Linked DNA regions of Mus musculus: region 2 is linked to region 1. Evidence: chromatin loops called from intact Hi-C (ENCODE). Cell type or tissue: left cerebral cortex. All regions are shown on one strand. Each heading gives the region's core, and the rest is flanking DNA. Links, peaks and the distances in the headings are about the cores only. Region 1 overlaps Ppm1f (protein phosphatase 1F (PP2C domain containing)). Region 2 has its middle 8.6 kb from the start of Igll1.

What was found. Peaks named below come from ENCODE experiments on the same cell type or tissue, not always from the same donor. Only the 100,000 strongest peaks of a DNase experiment are listed, where the experiment ranks them.
Region 2: a loop joins it to region 1, with 6 times the contacts of the local background. A loop is called at or near these places in 13 of 42 quality-filtered maps.

What each region holds. Positions count from the first base shown.
Region 1 is chr16:16,908,841-16,917,209 of GRCm38, forward strand. It overlaps Ppm1f (protein phosphatase 1F (PP2C domain containing)), which reads left to right. Exons shown (of 8, transcript NM_176833.4): 3 at 2,099-2,241; 4 at 5,194-5,396; 5 at 6,320-6,508. Among named protein-coding and RNA genes, the nearest start is that of Ppm1f, 17 kb to the left of the region's middle. In left cerebral cortex, for the core only: a CTCF peak has its summit at 3,277; DNase peaks (open chromatin) are centred at 3,298, 4,043 and 4,787; H3K27ac peaks cover 3,325 bases.
Region 2 is chr16:16,851,197-16,859,565 of GRCm38, forward strand. It overlaps the pseudogene Gm5768. Among named protein-coding and RNA genes, the nearest start is that of Igll1, 8.6 kb to the right of the region's middle. In left cerebral cortex, for the core only: a CTCF peak has its summit at 3,866 (motif pointing right); DNase peaks (open chromatin) are centred at 3,869 and 4,569.

The DNA.
Region 1 (8,369 bases), core at 1,422-5,421:
CATGAGAACCTGAATCCAGTAATCCCTGTAAAAGCTGGACAATGTCTGCATGTGCCTATAACCCTGATATTAGGGGATAGAGACAGGCAGATCCCAGGAGCTCAGTGGCCAGCCAGCTTGGCCCAAACGGCAAGCTTGTAGGTTAACTGAGTGACCCTGTCTCAAGGGAATCCAGTAGAGAGCCACAGAGCAATAGAGCAGGGCGTCTGATATCTTCCTCTGTTCTCAAATGTGTCCATGCGCACATGCACGCATACATACACACTTGCATATTTATACATGCACACGCACACATTTACACACATACACAGGAAGAGAAAGAGAGATACATAAAAGCCAGGCAGACTGATTCACAACTGTAATTCCATATGAATCAGGAATCAGTCAGGAGTTGATTCACAAGTTTGAGGCCAGCCTGAGCTACCACACACACACCGCCTTTTTCTTTTTTTTTTTTTTAATTAAAGAAATCAGCTATGAAAATTCAGCCAAATGCCCTTCCGAACAGGCACACAGACAAGAGCACATAGTCTAGCTTTGAGGATCTCCCACTAGACATGAAGACAGGCTCTGGGGTTGAGATGTATTCCAGAAGCATTTGAGGCCCCAAGAATAGTGACCCCGTCTGCCCAGAGACTTGGGGCATCAGTTTTAAGCAGGATTCCTAAGGTTCAGAGCCCTGTGGAGAGACACATGTCATCAGCTCACTGTCTTCACTGCTTATCTTAGCTACAGCAGACTTGCCTTTCTCCCAGACTCCTCTCTTGTTTGGTCTCTTGTCCCGTTTTTCAGTGCTACCTGCCCAAGGCCCCAGCAGGAGACTGACATTTCTTCTCTCCCAACAGCTGTCAGCATGAGGTAAAGTTCTTCCCACCCTTCTGTGCTCTTAGTTATCTTCCGTGACTCCAGAACAGTCCCTTCCCTCTGTGGGACCTTACCTTCCTATTCCCTACTTGACCTACTCTTCTGGAGCTGGGCCTCCCAGCCTTCACTCCATCTGTGGCTCTTTCTCCTGCCTCCCATGTTCTCACAGCTCTCCAGGTCTCCAGAGCTCCGCTGAGCCTGTGGAAACAGAACCTGGCTTCCTCTTAGGCTCAGTGGTGGGGCTACCGCTCCTCCTCAATCCAACTGCTCAGATCCAGTTTGAGTCTCTGTCCTTCCCTTGCCCCACTCTCACTCTTGATCAGCTCCCAACATTGTTCTGCTCTGTCCTTTTTTAACACCAAGGTTCCCTGCCCAGCTCTTAGGCCTGGCCTGGCCTCTCTAGACCGTTGTCACCAGCATTCACAATCCAGCCTATCCTCAAAGACATCTAAGAACTCAATCTGACACTGTCACATATCTCTTCAAAAACAAACCAGAGTCCCTTCTGCCCACTGCCTGGATACCCGTAGCCCCCTTCTCCACAAACCGAGCAGCTCAGAGACTATGGGTCTTCTGTCAGAAGACGTCACTGGGATGTTCACCATCCAAGAACCATTTCCTGGGGTTGTCATCCCAAAGCACACAGAGCAGACACCTTAATGATCACCATCATTCTCTCAGGACAGATGCCAAATGGAGGTGAAAGTGCCCTCAGGCTGAGCCCCCCTGGTGCTCTTCAGATAAGCATGTGCATTCCTCAGCTTGTAGGTTCACCCCTCCGTCCCTGTCCTGCACCTACATGGCTGCCCTCATGTATCTATGTCTGTGTTTACACCTTTCACAAGCCAGTCGTACTGAAGCAGGCATCCATCCTACTCCAGCCATAATCTCATCTTTCTTAGTGCTATCCACAGTAAACCAACTTACAAGAGCTCCCATCTGAGACAGTAACCTCAGCATATAAAATGGGGGATACAGTTCAGCACTTAACATGCCCTGCTCCCAGGGGTTACCAGCTTGAGCATCAGGGATCCAAGCTTCAAGGATACCTTTCCAACACATCCCAGCAAATGCCGTGCCCCTGGTGTTGTGTAAATATCCATTCCGGGTCCCTGAAGACAGAGATCACCTGCTTGTGATGACACCAAGAGGAAGGTATGAGCCATCATCTCCATCTTCAAGGTGGAGGATGCCAGGAGCTGCTCCAGCCCCGCCTCTCACATCTTCTTCCTAGGAACGCTCCCCCATCGTTTGCTGTGGCTGTGACCCACGAGGCAATTTCCCAGCTGCTGCAGACAGACCTTTCTGAATTTAAGAGGTTGCCTGAACAAGAGGAGGAGGAGGAAGAGGAGGAAGAAGAGAAAGCCCTCGTGACCTGTAAGTTCCACTCATATGGCTCTGGGATTGTTTAACAAGTGACAAACTCAGATTGACACTAAAGGTCAGTGCCAGCGTGCCATCAGGACAGCAGTGTTGGAGTTCAGCAAGAGCACGATGTGGCATAGAAAACCTGCAATGGACTGAGCAGCACGTGGGTCAAAGGCGGCCAGTGAGACGGTGGCCCACCTTTGTGCTGTCTTGATGGTGCTTCAGAGCACATAGAAATGAGTGGTGCCTGTCCTGCCTTACACACGAGAAGTGCAAGGTGTTGGTTCACAGCCACACAGCCAACCTCACCTGTACTCACTGTCCCCCTTGGCTAACACGAGGCCCTTAGCAGAGTGGCACATCCACCTCGGGGAGGGGGCAACTGTTGTCTAGGTCCCCTGCCTTGACTTACCTTAGTTGGGATCATTAGATGTCAGTGATCCCAATCATGAGGTGACGAAGATGGACATTTCGTGTCCACTGGCTACAGCCATCAGTGAGTTGAGCCCTACAGTGGTACACCAAACCAAAGGAACCCAGGAACAGAACGGGGAGCAAACGCCAAGAGGCCCCAAGACCACTTGACAGAGCGTTTGTTTATAAAATCCAGGCTCTTTTTCTGCATGACTCTCTTTCCTCCTATTTTGCTGCAGTACCAGAAGTATTAGGAGGGAAGTGGTGGCTGCAGGTATGCACACAGGATGTGGGCCGAGTTTCCAGGCAGTAGAGGGAGCCTCTCTTTGCCCAGCTTTAGGCCATGTGTAGAAGGACAAAGAACACTGTAGGAGAAAAAAGAAACCTACTTCAGCCTTAGCACTTGCGCCTACCAGCCACTCTCCTCACCCCCCATTTCTGGCCCCTTCCGCAGCTCCCTGCCAGCCTTCAAGCCAGCATGGCCTTGCCCCCTGCCTAGGAGACAACTATCCATAAAGACAGGCGGCCATTGTTCTCTATAAAGCCAGCAGACAATCCAGTCTGGCAGCAGCTGCCGCCAAGGCCCATCCTTACCCCTCCAGCTAGGAGACAGTATCACCTGCTGGTGGGAAGGAGAATTGCAGCCGGCAAACCAGGCCTTAAACCCAGGCGTCTGGAGAAGGGATGTGCCTTCCCCGCCTTCCCTGCCTGTCCCAGAGCTGCCATGCAAGCCTAGGCTTGTAGCCTTGCGCACTGTTGCAAGTCTGTTGTTGGCACGCTGTTCTTGCCAGCTGTCTCAGCACATTCTTTGAGGCTTATTGCCCCAGGCAGAAATGTGACTAAGGCACCTCCATGCCCACCTACCAGCACTTCCCTGTGATTGTTGTGAAGATAGACCTCCCGGGCAGTTCCTAAGGCTCAAGACTATAGCCCTTGGCCAGAAAATCAGGGTAGGACTCCAAGAGCCTGAGGCTGAGCATTACCGTAGGGCTTGCCATCTTCATTTTTAATTGCCCATTCTTCCTCTTGAGCAAAATTCAAGTCTAAACCTATTGCTGGAAATAGCAGTGTAACCAAAGGCTAAAAAGAGACAGCCCAGGCCTAGAGGCCCAGCCTTGCTCAACGTTCCCTCCATACCAGCAGTCTCCAGGAGCAAGGAGACCACAACAGCTCTCCAGGTAGTCATGGAGTCTACCTGTGTACAGAGGAGGAAATGAAAGACATGAGAAGTAATGTGGTTAGGGATGGGCTTAGACACAGGAAACTTGAGTTCTTCAGGGTCCCATTTAGAGCTGTGGTCCCTAGGCTGGGCCTAACAAAGTCAGTTCTCCAGCTCCTCAGCCTCCACTCCCACAGCTGCTGCTAATAGTCCCCAGCATGATGGCTGCAGCAGACTAGATGGCCTGCCCCCAAGCAGGCTTGTTAGACTTACCCTTCTCCCTGCTCATTGCTTTCCTCCCATGCCTCCCTCCAGCCTCTTCCACTCCTCCCGTTTCTTCCATGGCCATACTTCTGACTAAGCACACTTCTCCCAGTTCTCCTTGTTCCTCTGCTGTGGCCTTTGATACTTGAACCCTCTGGTTGGGGGTTGGGAAATTGGGGTGGGACTTTTGTTATTGATGTTCTAGTTTTTTCTACCTTTTACATGTACATGTACATTATTTTGAAATAATAAGTATGCATGCAGTGAATTATGAGAAATAACAGAGATATCCCGACTATATATACACGACCCCGTTTTCCTCCTAGGAACATCATAGAAAACTATAACAGTATGTCACACACAAGATCTGAATATGGTCAGACACAAGCCAGCTTCCTTATTGCAAGGATTCTACATGTAACCTTCCACAGGCCACTAACTCTCCTTCCCTGCTGTAGCCAGTCCTTAACTCCCAACGGTGACTAGTTTTCATCATTTCAAAAAGGCCTATCACTGGAATCGCACGGCCGACAGTTGGGGTTAGTGTCTTCCACTTGGTGTGATTCTCTGAAGATGGACCTGGCCACTTCACTCAGTTCTCCTGGACCCTTACCCAAGGCTCAGCTAGCTGCTGAGCCATTTATAGATTGGAAGCTGGACAGATCACAGATTTGGGATATTACAGATGTAGCTGGTATGATTCATGCACTGTTCTTATGGGAACAGCCCTCATTCTTCTAGGATTCATGCCCAAGAGTACAGTTTTTGGCTTAGAGGATAGTTGTATGTTTAGTTGTGAAAGTTATTTCTAGGAGCAGCTTAAGTCAGAACAGGCCAGAATTCACTTACTCCCCTGCCATTGGACCTGTCATATTTCTAATTAATGGACAATTACCAGACACTTTGGTCGCTGGCAGCAGACTTTCTTGCATACTTCATAGGTCGGTGTGCCGAGCTGAGTGTGCCTGGGAAGTGAGGTGCTTGACTAGTGGGCCCCGTGTAGGCTGCTGGGAGGAACATTTAAAACCTGGGGACATGGCAGGAAAGGAGTATATAGGAAAGTAGCTAAGCCTAAACTGCGTGGCTTTACTTTTTGGTTAACAACTCTCCATCATGCCCATCAGTACTAGATGCCAAAGGCCTGGCACGGAGCTTCTTCAACTGCCTTTGGAAAGTATGTAGCCAGTGGCAGAAGCAGGTGCCGTTGACTGCCCAGGCCCCTCAGTGGCAGTGGCTGGTCTCTATCCATGCCATCCGGAACACACGACGCAAGATGGAGGACCGACACGTGTCCCTTCCTGCTTTCAACCATCTCTTCGGCTTGTCTGTGAGTGTTGCACCTGCAGAGCCCAGGACAAGTGGTGTAGGGAGCTGGGGGGAGGGGTGGAGTGTCAAAGGTGGGGAGCCATGAGTGCTTTGAGAGCTGCCCACCAAAGCTAAGCCTGGGGAAATACTGACAGGCTGCTGTCTTAGGGCTGAGTACAAGGCAGTCTTCAAAGAGTACCACCGTTGGGGAGCCTGAGAGGCTAACTCATAACACCAACACCTCTGGGCCAAGCTTCCAGGCACATTGCTTTCCACAGCCAAAAACTAAACTAAGACAACAGTTGGCCTGTTTTTATATAAAGAGACTAGATGCTAGGTTCAGACTTGAATTGCTGAGCCTCCAACAGCAGATACTTCCTGATGCATCTTACCTTAGGTTATGTCTGCAGTATCCAGGAGGAGCTGGTGGAATTGGGGCTCCAAGGGCTGTCCTTTCCCAAGTCGCCCTGTGCACTTGAGCCAGTTTGACTTGTCTGATGGTAAGGGCTGTGTCGGTCCTTCCAGACCCTACCTGCCTTGGGTCTGTTTTGTTGTTTAATAGGGTACCTGAGACTGAGTCATTTATTAAAAATGTACTTCTTAGTGCCCTGGAGACTGAGAGACCGTAGGTAAAGGGGCTGCATCTGAAGGGAGCCTTCATGCTGGTGAGGAACTCTACAGAGCACCAAAGTACTGCAGGCCATCATATAGCAAGGTAGATAAAGTTTCCCAAGGAGAACAATTATTTCTCCATTCGTCCCCAAGTGAATTGATGACAGTTACTTCCCAAAGGTTTCCCTTACATACTGTGGGGATTAGGTGTCCATTACATGAATTATGTGGACAAACTTTGCAACCATAGGGTTATCCTAGTTACTTCCCGGAGAGCATCCTCCCCAGATGAGAGCAGCTGCCTGGGGTCTAATCCCACTGTACTCCCGCCAGGACTCTGTGCACCGTGCCTACTTTGCTGTGTTTGATGGTCATGGAGGCGTGGATGCAGCAAGGTATGCCTCTGTCCACGTGCATACCAATGCTTCTCACCAGCCAGAGCTGCGCACAAACCCTGCAGCAGCTCTCAAAGAAGCCTTCCGGCTCACCGATGAGATGTTTCTCCAGAAAGCCAAGCGAGAGGTGAGAGCTGGCAGTTGGGTTGAAAGTGCTGTTTGGGCATCTGTAGCTGAATATCAGAGAGTTCTGTTCTCCACAGAGGAAGAAAAGCTAAGGGTTGGTGCTTCAGGAAGGGTCTCGAGAGAACAGCTGGCAGACATGCTATTCCATTCCTTCAGGTCTGGGGCTCAGTTTTCGTTTGAGTGGAAGCAGCACAACGCTTGTCTGTTGTATTAGTCTTGTTTTTCATTACTATAACAAGGTCATTGAAGCTGGATCACTTTATAAAGATAGGGACTTGTTTTGACACAGTTCTGGACATACAAGCAAGGCAAATGGCTTTCTTGATAATGGCCTTGCTGGTAGTATGCCATGGTGGCTTGGAGCAAGAAATAGGGAAAGAGTGTGTGTGTGTGTGTGTGTGTGTGTGTGTGTGTGTGTGTGTACACAAGTATGTGTGTATATATGTATTTTCTGGTCTCTCTCCCTCTCATTTAGCCATGAGGAAATCTACCCTCTACACTGTCCAGTCATGGCTTTATCCAGCCCCAGTCACCTCCTAGTACTTAACTCTGGCAAAGCCCTCTTCCCTAACACAATAGTTGATGCTTCTGTGGGTTTTTTGTTTTGTTTTGTTTTGTTTTGTTTTAAGATGTATTTATTCATCATATGTAAGTACACTGTAGCTGTCTTCAGACACTGGAGAAGAGATCTGGTTACGGATGGTTGTGAGCCATCATGTGGTTGCTGGGATTTGAACTCAGTACCTTTGGAAGAGCAGTCAGTGCTCTTAACCACTAAGCCATCTCTCCAGCCTGCTTCTGCGTTCTTAATATTTCATGATGGGAACTAAGTTACAGTACATGAAGCCTTGGGGCCTGCAAACCACAGCACCCCAGGGCCACCATGCTGGACCTCTATGACATAGCCACAATCTGCCAACCCAGCGAAGGGCTCCCTGAATTAAGATGCAGGCTGTTTCCTTTGGCTGAAGGTGGTAGAGTGGCAGACAAGTACTTAAAAGATTCGATCGCTTACAGCTCCATGAGCAGGAGGTAGGGCAGAGAGGCAAGTCTGGTTTCCAAGGCCCAGCAAACACAGACCTTGGATGCTCTGAATAACCCTTGCTAGTCTGAGCTGCAAGACTAGCCCCAGCTAGCCCCAGCTAGCCTGTGGGAATTGCAGGCTGGTCTCCAGTCGAGCTGAGGTCTGAACCTCGATGGTCATAATTCACCTACATGACACACGGTAGGCGTTCCCTCATGCTCCTGGAACTCTGGCCCTTGCCTAAGTTACCACCTCCCACAGCCCCCACAAGAGAAGCATGGTCAGTAGTCGCATAAGCAATGAGAGGGGGAAATATGGGGAATTGCAGGCTGGTATCCAAGAGCATGAGGGAACACCTCCCATGTCATGTAAGTGAATTATGACCACCGGGGTTCAGACCTCAGCTCGGCTGGAGACCAGCCTGCAATGCCCACACTGGGCAGTGCCAGGAGGACAAGGACACTGCTTTTGGGGCGTGGGCTCCAGACTGTCTAACATGCCTAGGAAAACAAGGGTTTGTGTTGCTGAAAGTTTGTCTACTCTGAGAGTGGTGGTCTCACCAGGATCCACAAGGCCCCAGATGTCATTCCATCAAAATATAACAGACTGTCCCAGTGTCCGTTGCTCAGCCAGGTCGGAACTCTTCTTGGACTGGCGTTATGTGTATACATGAGGTCCTCGTTTATGAAAAAGACAGTGAGCCTCTCTCCTGTGAACTAAAAGCACCCTCACTGGGCCCTCCCAGCAGCAGTTGGGGGCAGAGTCTGTGGGGCCAGTGCAGAATCCTGCCACATTTATAGGCTAAGTGGAGATGGCCACTGGCTGAGAGTGAGCAAAG
Region 2 (8,369 bases), core at 2,040-6,039, 57 kb before region 1:
ATCTGAAATAGATCTACCACAAAATCCAGCTATATCACTCTTGGGCAAATGCCCACAGGACTCTACATCCAACTGCAGAGACACTTGCTCACCATATCCATTGCTGCTCTGTCCCTAACAGCCAGTGTCCCATCCAGCAGGACCCAGTTATTCGTGGGTGCAAGGGGGACCACAAACCTGAAGAGAAATGAGTGAGAAAGAGAAGCAGAGACCAAGGAGGATTCCTGTCAAGGTCTTGGTTTATTAGACTGAAACACCAGGTTATAAGCACACAGCAAGGGGAATAGGGAGGAGTTGAGGGGGAATTAACAAAGAACAAAGATGTGGGCATATGGGGACATGAAGGCCGAATTCAGACTGCAAGCAGGAGGCACTCTGAGTCTTATCTCCGGAATGTAGATTCCTCCTTAACAGCCTTGGGTGTCAGGCTGGGCTCAGCACATAACTTGTGTGCTTAGAAGTCTTGGGAGTCAGGAAGAGATTAGGAAGAGGGGACTATAATTCAGCTTTTAGGGTCTCTGGTGCCAGGAAGGGATAGGGGGGAGGAGGTGATGACTGGCTCCTTAGCACAAGGCCATTTGGCTTATTAGGATGGGAAGCTGTGAAAGGCCTACTTTCTCATGGTATGGTCTCCAACAAGCCAGAAACTAGAAAATGCCAAATGTCCATCAGCTGACGAATGCATAATAAAAATGGTGTATGGTTTCATAATAAAATATTATTCAGCTGTTTAAAAAATGAAATTTTCAAGTGTCTAGATGGAGCTATAAACAATCCTCCAGAGTGAGATAAACCAGACTTCAAGAGACAAACATTGCATGCTTTTCTTTCTTACATGTGGATATGAGCTTTTAAACTTTAGATGTGTGTATTTCTATTTAAAATAGAAAACTAGGTAGTAGGAAGTAACTATTGGTGAGGGGGATTCAAAAGGAAATAAGTGAGTTTATGAGTGTCTTGATTAAGCTAATTAAAAATCTGCAATATATACATGTGTAATAAAACCTCACTATATAATATAATATGTGAACTAAAAAGAATTTTAAAATAAATTTTAAAGTAAATTAATGGCAATTTTTTTTTTTTTTTTTTTTTTTTTTTTGGTTCTGGACCAGGCTATGAAGCAGGTGAATGAGCTAAAGAAGGACAATAAGACCCTGAATGCTGGGAACATTGGTGATGCCTTACAGTGCTGCTCTGAGGCAATTAAACTAGATCCCCAGAACCATGTGCTCTATAGCAATCGCTCTGCTGCCTACACCATGAAAGAAGACTACCAGAGGCCTATGAGGATGCTGCAAGACCTGAAGCCTGACTGGAGCAAGGATTATTCAAGAAAAGCAGCAGCCCCTGAGGTCCTAAACCAGTTTGAAGAAGTCAAATGAACCTATGAAGAAGATTTAAAACATGAAGCAAATAATCCCTAGCTTAAGGAGGGCTTATGGAGGCCAGGTTGGCAGAGAGGAAATTCACGAATCCTTTCAACTTGCATAATCTGTGCCAGAAGTTGGAGAATGATCCCAGGACAAGAAGGCTGCTCAGTAACTCCACCTACAGGGAACTCAGAGAGCAGCTACAGAACAAGCCTTCAGACCTGGGCACGAAACTACAGGATTCCTGGTCACTACTTGCAGTGTCCTTCTTGGGGTTGATCTGGGCAGTATGGATGAAAAAGTAGCAACACCCTCACCCCACCTCCTCCCAAAAAGGAGGCCAAGTCAGAACCTATGGAAGAAGATCTTCCAGAGAATAAGAAACAGGCACTGAAATAAAAGGAGTTGAGAAATGATGCCTATAAGAAGAAAGATGTTGACAAGGCCCTGAAGCATTATGACAGGGCCAAGGAAATGGACCTGACCCTACCAGTATGACTTACATAACTAATCAAGCTGCTGTGCACTTTGAGAAGGGCGACTACAACAAATGCTGGGAGCTCTGTGAGAAGGCCTTTGATGTGGGCAGAGAGATCCAAGAGGACTACAGACAGATGGCCAAAGCTTATGCCTGAATTGGCAATTCCTATTTCAAAGAGGAAAGGTACAAGGATGCTATCCATTTCTACAAGTCTCTGGCAGAGCACCGAACCCCAGACGTGCTCAAGAAGTGCCAGCAGGCAGAGAAAATTCTGAAGGAACAAGAGCGACTGACTTATATCAACCCTGGCTTGGCTTTGGAGGAGAAGAACAAGGGCAGTGAATGCTTCCAGAAGGGGTGGAAGGCCATGAGGCACTATACAGAAGCCATTAAAAGGAACCCAGGAGATGCCAAACTGTACAGCAACTGAGCTCCTGGAGTTTCAGTTGGACTCAAGGACTGTGAAGAGTGCAACCTTCATCAAGGGTTATATAGGGAAAGCATAAAGGACTATTCAGAAGCCATAGGTGTGTACCAAACGGCATTAGACCTGGACTCCAGCTGTAAGGAAGCAGCAGGTGGTTACCAACACTGTATGATGGCACAGTACAACGGACATGATAGCCCTGAGGATGTGAAGAGTCTGGCCATGGCTGACCCTGATGTGCAGCAGATAATGAGTGACCCAGACATGAGGCTCATCCTGAAGTAGATGCAGAAGGATCCCAGGTTCTGAGCAAATACTTAAAGAATCCTGTAATAGCACAGAAGATCCAGAAGCTGATGGACATGGGTCTGATTGGAATTTGGTAATAACTTGCTTTTCCACTCTTCCCTGCACTGATAAGGAAAGGCAAGCTGGGACGGTGGTGAGCAGCACTGGGTAGAGAGGGGAGAAGAAAGGTTTATCTTTGTATTTATACATGTCTACAAGGAAGACAGACTCGTCCAGCACGACCTCGGGCCCTCCCAACACACACATGGTTCACTGCTGCCCTCAATTCCAAGTGTCCTTCCCTGACCACTCCCAGCCTCCCCATCACTGTCTCAGCTGCTCTCTTATAGTTGGTTATTTTTTATTTAAGGTCAGTGGGTGCATACGGGGAGGGAGGGGTATTCTTCCCTACTGAGGGTCCCAGCTGTCTTTATTTGTTCTCACCTATGTCCCTCCTCAATTAAACAAGCCACTCAGGTGTGATTTAAAAAAAAAAAAGCCCAGCTAGCTTAGTTGGTAGAGCATGAGACTCTTAATCTCAGAGTCATGGGTTCAGGCCTCATGTTTGGCACCATCTATAGTGTGCAGTTATAAATCAAACAGTTCACGATGTGGCTGGCTAGGCACTGGCAACTGCAGTCTCACCTGCTCCCATGGTTCCCAGTTCCCACAGCTAGTTTGCTGCCAGGCTGTTCACACTTCCCAGGTCATCTACCCACTGTGGCAAGCCTGCAGAAAGCCTGCTATTGCTAGCTCAGATTCCCTTAGCCCTATAAAATGATAACACCACAGACTTTTACTATACCATCCAGATTTATAACAGTAATTCTCCAACCCCAAAATGCCCATGCAAAGAACACATAATATAACTGGTATAAATTCAAACTGCACACCTAGATCAAGCAAATGTATCTTACATTACTTTTTTCCATCTATGAAATCCCTAGCTACTTGTGGCTCATCCAGGCCACATGGTTCTGTTTCATCTTCCTTTTCCTCCATCTTCTCTCAGTCCTCCATCATCTCTCTTCCTCTCTCTCTCTCTCTCTCTCTCTCTCTCCCTCTCTCTCTCTCTCTTTGTGTGTGTGTGTGTGTCCCCTCTCTAACTTTCAGCTCCACCTTTTCCTTCCACTCTCCAATCCGATGCTGCATGTGCTTCCACTTATGGTGCAGGAGTAAACCGTGAAGACACTCCGAAGCTGGTGACCTCCTAGGACAATAGCAGATGTTTCCAGGGTGAGCACATTGTTTCATAGCCCTACAGAGCTTTTGGAGAGTAGGTGCCAGCAGGGGGCGATATAGGATATGCCCCAAAGCTCAAAACGTTACAGAATAAAGTAATATCACACACACAAAGTAAAAACCAAATACAGGAGCTTACATGAGGAGCTTCAGCACGTCTCTCCCACCTGTGCAGACCAGAAATAACCAATGGAGAAGCCATGAGAGTCTGGATGGTTTCAGAGAGCTCCTTAAGCTATTGAGTTGTTTACTTGCAGAGTTTTGACGGACTTCCAGAAGTGTGGAATATTTCCTAACTCCCTTTAGAACATCCCGAGTCTTCTATGCACAATACCAAGCTTCAGATTCATTTCAGATCCAAATTAACAATCACTGCCTCATACTCCACTGAAGATGCAATACACATCTTTTCTCTGACTGAATCTGTGCTGGATAGTTTTATGTCAACTTTATGTCAAGCTGAAGTCATTTGAGAAAAGTAAACCTCAACCAAGAAGATTCCCCCACCTGTGGGCAAGCCTGTGGTGCACTTTCTTGATTGCTGATTGGTATGGAAGAGCCCAGACAATTGTGGGTGGTCCCGCTCCTGCCCTGGACCAATGGGTCCAGGGTGTATAAGAAAGCAAGTTGAGTAAGAGAGAGGCACAAGCCTGTAAGCAATGTTCCCCCACAGCCTCTGCATTAGTTCCTATCTTGAGTTCCCACACTGACTTTCCCTGGATGGTGGAATACAAGCTGTAAGCTAAAATAAGCTCTCCTCCCTCAAGCTCATGTTAGTCATGTTTTATCACAATTGAACCCATAACTAGGACAGAAATTGGCACCAAGTCTTAGAGTGTGAAAACTTGCTTGACTGGGTAAATTAAGACTGGTCAGTTAAGGCTGCAAATAAACTAAGGTTAAGAAGAAACCAGCATTAAGGAAGCAGAACCTTCTGGGAAGTGTTTCCTCGGGGTCAGCACACAAACCTATAGTGCAAACAGGTCCAAGCCTGGACCTCGTGCTGGCAAACAAACCTGGTAATGTGTGGGATTAAAACCATGCCAGGAGCCGGGCGTGGTGGCGCACTCGGGAGGCAGAGGCAGGCGGATTTCTGAGTTCGAGGCCAGCCTGGTCTACAGAGTAAGTTCCAGGACAGCCAGGGCTATACAGAGAAACCCTGTCTCAAAAAAAAAAAAAAAAAAAAAAAAAAAAAAAAAAAAAAAAACACATGCCAGGAAGTTTGTTAAGGTAAAGCAGGTCAAGAGGAAGAGACTCGTGGGCACACACCTGAGGCTTAGGTGACTCCCAGCTCCCTGCCAGACTCCTGACTTGGAACACATGCCATGCTTCTCTCACATAAAAGAAACGTGGCCTATGGTCACATAGGCTCAAAACAGAGTTCTCCATGCTAATGAGGAACCTAGGCCGGGAGGGCTTAAGCCCATAAGCTTCTCTTCCTAGACATTCCTCCCTGCAAAAGGAATTTAATCTCAGGCCCACCCTGAGAAGTGGTTTTATGCATCAATTTTCCATCATCGACTGTCTCTTTCATCAAGATTCACCATGAGGAACCTGGAGAAGGTCTTTGTCTACAGAGCCACATCCTGTAGAAGGCCTCTCTGCACTCCCAGCCACAACTGCCACCAAACCTGCCTCTGTTAAGCAAAGGACACTCACCCCATGAGACAAGCCAGAGCTCTCCTTCCTCCCCACCCCCTCCCCAGCCCCAGCTAGATGCTGTCCCCAGGCCATGTGGCCCCTGACTCTGTTCTCTGCTCTTCTGTGACTTCCAGTGGCGCCTAGATGTCCAAGAGTCTAAGAACCCCATGGCCCTGGCAATGTCACAGACCCAAGGACCCCTAAATCAGGTCCGACTTTCCCTCATCTCAGACTGTGCTTTCCTATCCCAGGAGCACTTCCCTACAGCTCGTGAACTCACCCGGAAGGCAGCACAGGGTAATCTCAGTCAAACTCCCCAAGTTCCTCCTCCCCAAGCAGCCGTGCCCTGCAGCTGAGCAGACTCAGGCCGACAGTAATGTGTAAGTTTCCCAGGTAATACTGGTTGTGAAGGCATAAAGAGTCATGGAGAGCTGCCGAGTCTTGGCACCATGAAGAGCTTGCTGGTAAACGTGTAGCCTAGGTTGAAGTAGGAGCATTCGAACTGAAAGGGTCTTAGAGAGAAGTTGACACTTGACAACATATAGCAGGACCAGAGTCCCTGCAGATGGCCCAGGAGACTGTTGGTGAAAGTGCAACTCGATTGCAACAGGAGCCTGCAGAATGTTAGAGATGACAATATCATGGGATAACCACCAGGAACAGCAGCAACTCTGTGGTATAGAGCTGGCCTGAGCCTCTGATGGGTGATGCATATGCTTGGCCAGCCCTTGGGAACTAAGAAGTCCCAAAGGCCTGACGTCGAGCTTTACAACATCGAGCTTTACAACATGAACCTTTACCCTGTTTGACTTTGATTTTGCCTTGATCTGATTGTGATGCTGCCTGGTCCTTCCCTCTTGGAATATGAAAATATTTAACTATTTCGTATTTTACAGGAGCCCATAGTTAAGAAGCTTTGGAATTTTACAGATATTTGGAGTTTCAGAGAGACTGGATATTGTAAGAGACTGAACTTTTAAAGTATTGAAATTTTTAGGGACTGTGAGACCCTTAAAATTAGAATATTGTATATTGTGATGTTGATATTGATATGAAACCTTAGGAACAACAAGAAAGCAAAGGTTATGCTGAATTATTTGTGAGTGAAGTTGACAAAGGGTCAATTGTGCTTGCTAGGTTAATGACAATTTGACACAAGCTAGAGTCATTTGGAATGGGGAACCTCAACTAAGAAAAAAATGCTCCCACCAGATTGGCCTGTGGGCAAGTCTATACTGCATTTTCTTGATTGATGATTGATATGGAATGGCCCAGGTGGATATACCACTCCTGGTGGTCCTGGGTGTTATATAAATTATGCTGAGCAAGACATGAGAAGCAAGAAGCAGCCTTGGCCTCTGCATTAGCTCCTGCCTCCAGCTGCTGTTCTGACTTCCTAGATAATAGACTACAAACTGTAAGCTGAAACTGTCCTTCAAAAGTTGTGTTTGGTCATAGTTGGGTTTTTTGGGGGTTTTTTTTGTTTGGTTGGTTGGTTTTTGGTTTTTGTTTTGTTTTGTTTTGTTTTTATCACGTCCATAGAAGCCCTAAGACAGAATTCAAGAGCATGCATGGATCTGTTGTGTCACCACCTGGGAAACCAAGCTGTGGAAGGCAGACGGCAGGAAACACCTGCTAAAGGAGCCAAAGGAAGAGTTGGTGAGGGACCTCAGAGTTCAGCCATCTTAAAAAGCACAAAACTTGTGGATGCAGGAGCTGGCCAACAAAGCCTAGAGAGACAGTCTGCCTTGAGATGCTGCAGAATGTGAATAACCACAGTAACAAAAGGAGAGGAGTTGGAACCTGTCACTTCTTCCAGTATCAGCCCGCCTGCTTGTAACAAATGTGTAGCAATTTCCTCTAAACTGAAACAATGCATACTAGAGGGAGACCTCTTCAGACTTGGAAAGTAGGGGCTGGAGAGAAGGTTCAATGTTTAAGAGCAAGTTTTGCTCTTGCAGAGAACCACAGCTCAGTTCTGAGCACACAACCATCTGTGACTCCAGTTCGAGGCAAACTGCCCCTTCTGGTCTCCTGGAGCATTAGGCCTACATATATGGTGCACATTTCACACATGTGGACAAGACACACATGAAATAAAAATAAGCCAGGAAGTAAAAGAAACTTACAAAACTCAGGAAGTAAACAAATGCATTAAAAAAGTCGCTAGAAGTTCTGAAATTTTCCCATGATTTTATAAGCTGTAATGATTGCTGGGGTGAGACTTTCCAGCCAGCCAAGGTGCCTGGGAATCTCAAAAGGAACTCCAGGGTTCAGCTTTGATGAGACTGCCACTCATGATGGGAAGGCTTTTCAGTGATGCAGCTACCTCTGAGTCACACATATTCTTATAAGTAAAACAAATAATCTCATTCATTTGCCACGTTGGACTTCAGTGGAATTGTAACTGTAGTCTCTAAGCAGTTCCCCAGCTGAGATGAACAGACATCTGTTCACATCTCACCAGGAAAAGTCACACCGCTGCTGGCCACCCCAGTAACCTCCAGACTAAAATTAATCAGAGCTGAGGATAGTGAGGAAAGGGGGCAAAGATAAACCAAGCTGCAACACATAGGACCAGCAGCGAGCAGGAAAGACAGGCTCCATTAAAGGTTAGGTCTTGGGTTATGTTCAATTCTAAGCTCTGCTCCTGACTGGAACGCAACTTGAGCCACTTCCTACTGTTTCTAAGCCTTGAGCCCTCAGCCTAGAATAGAAATAGAAAGCCTTATTTCGGGAGGCTCAAGGTCCATCCTGAAAGGAAGATGGACATGAGGGAAGGGCTGTGCTGGAGGAAGAGAGACGTAGTAGCACATGGACTGAAATCGTGATGAGCACACTTGTGAGCTGTGGCGGGAATTTTTAACCACACCGTTTTGTGCTCCCGGTGGATCTGGATTTCTGGATCTCACACTTC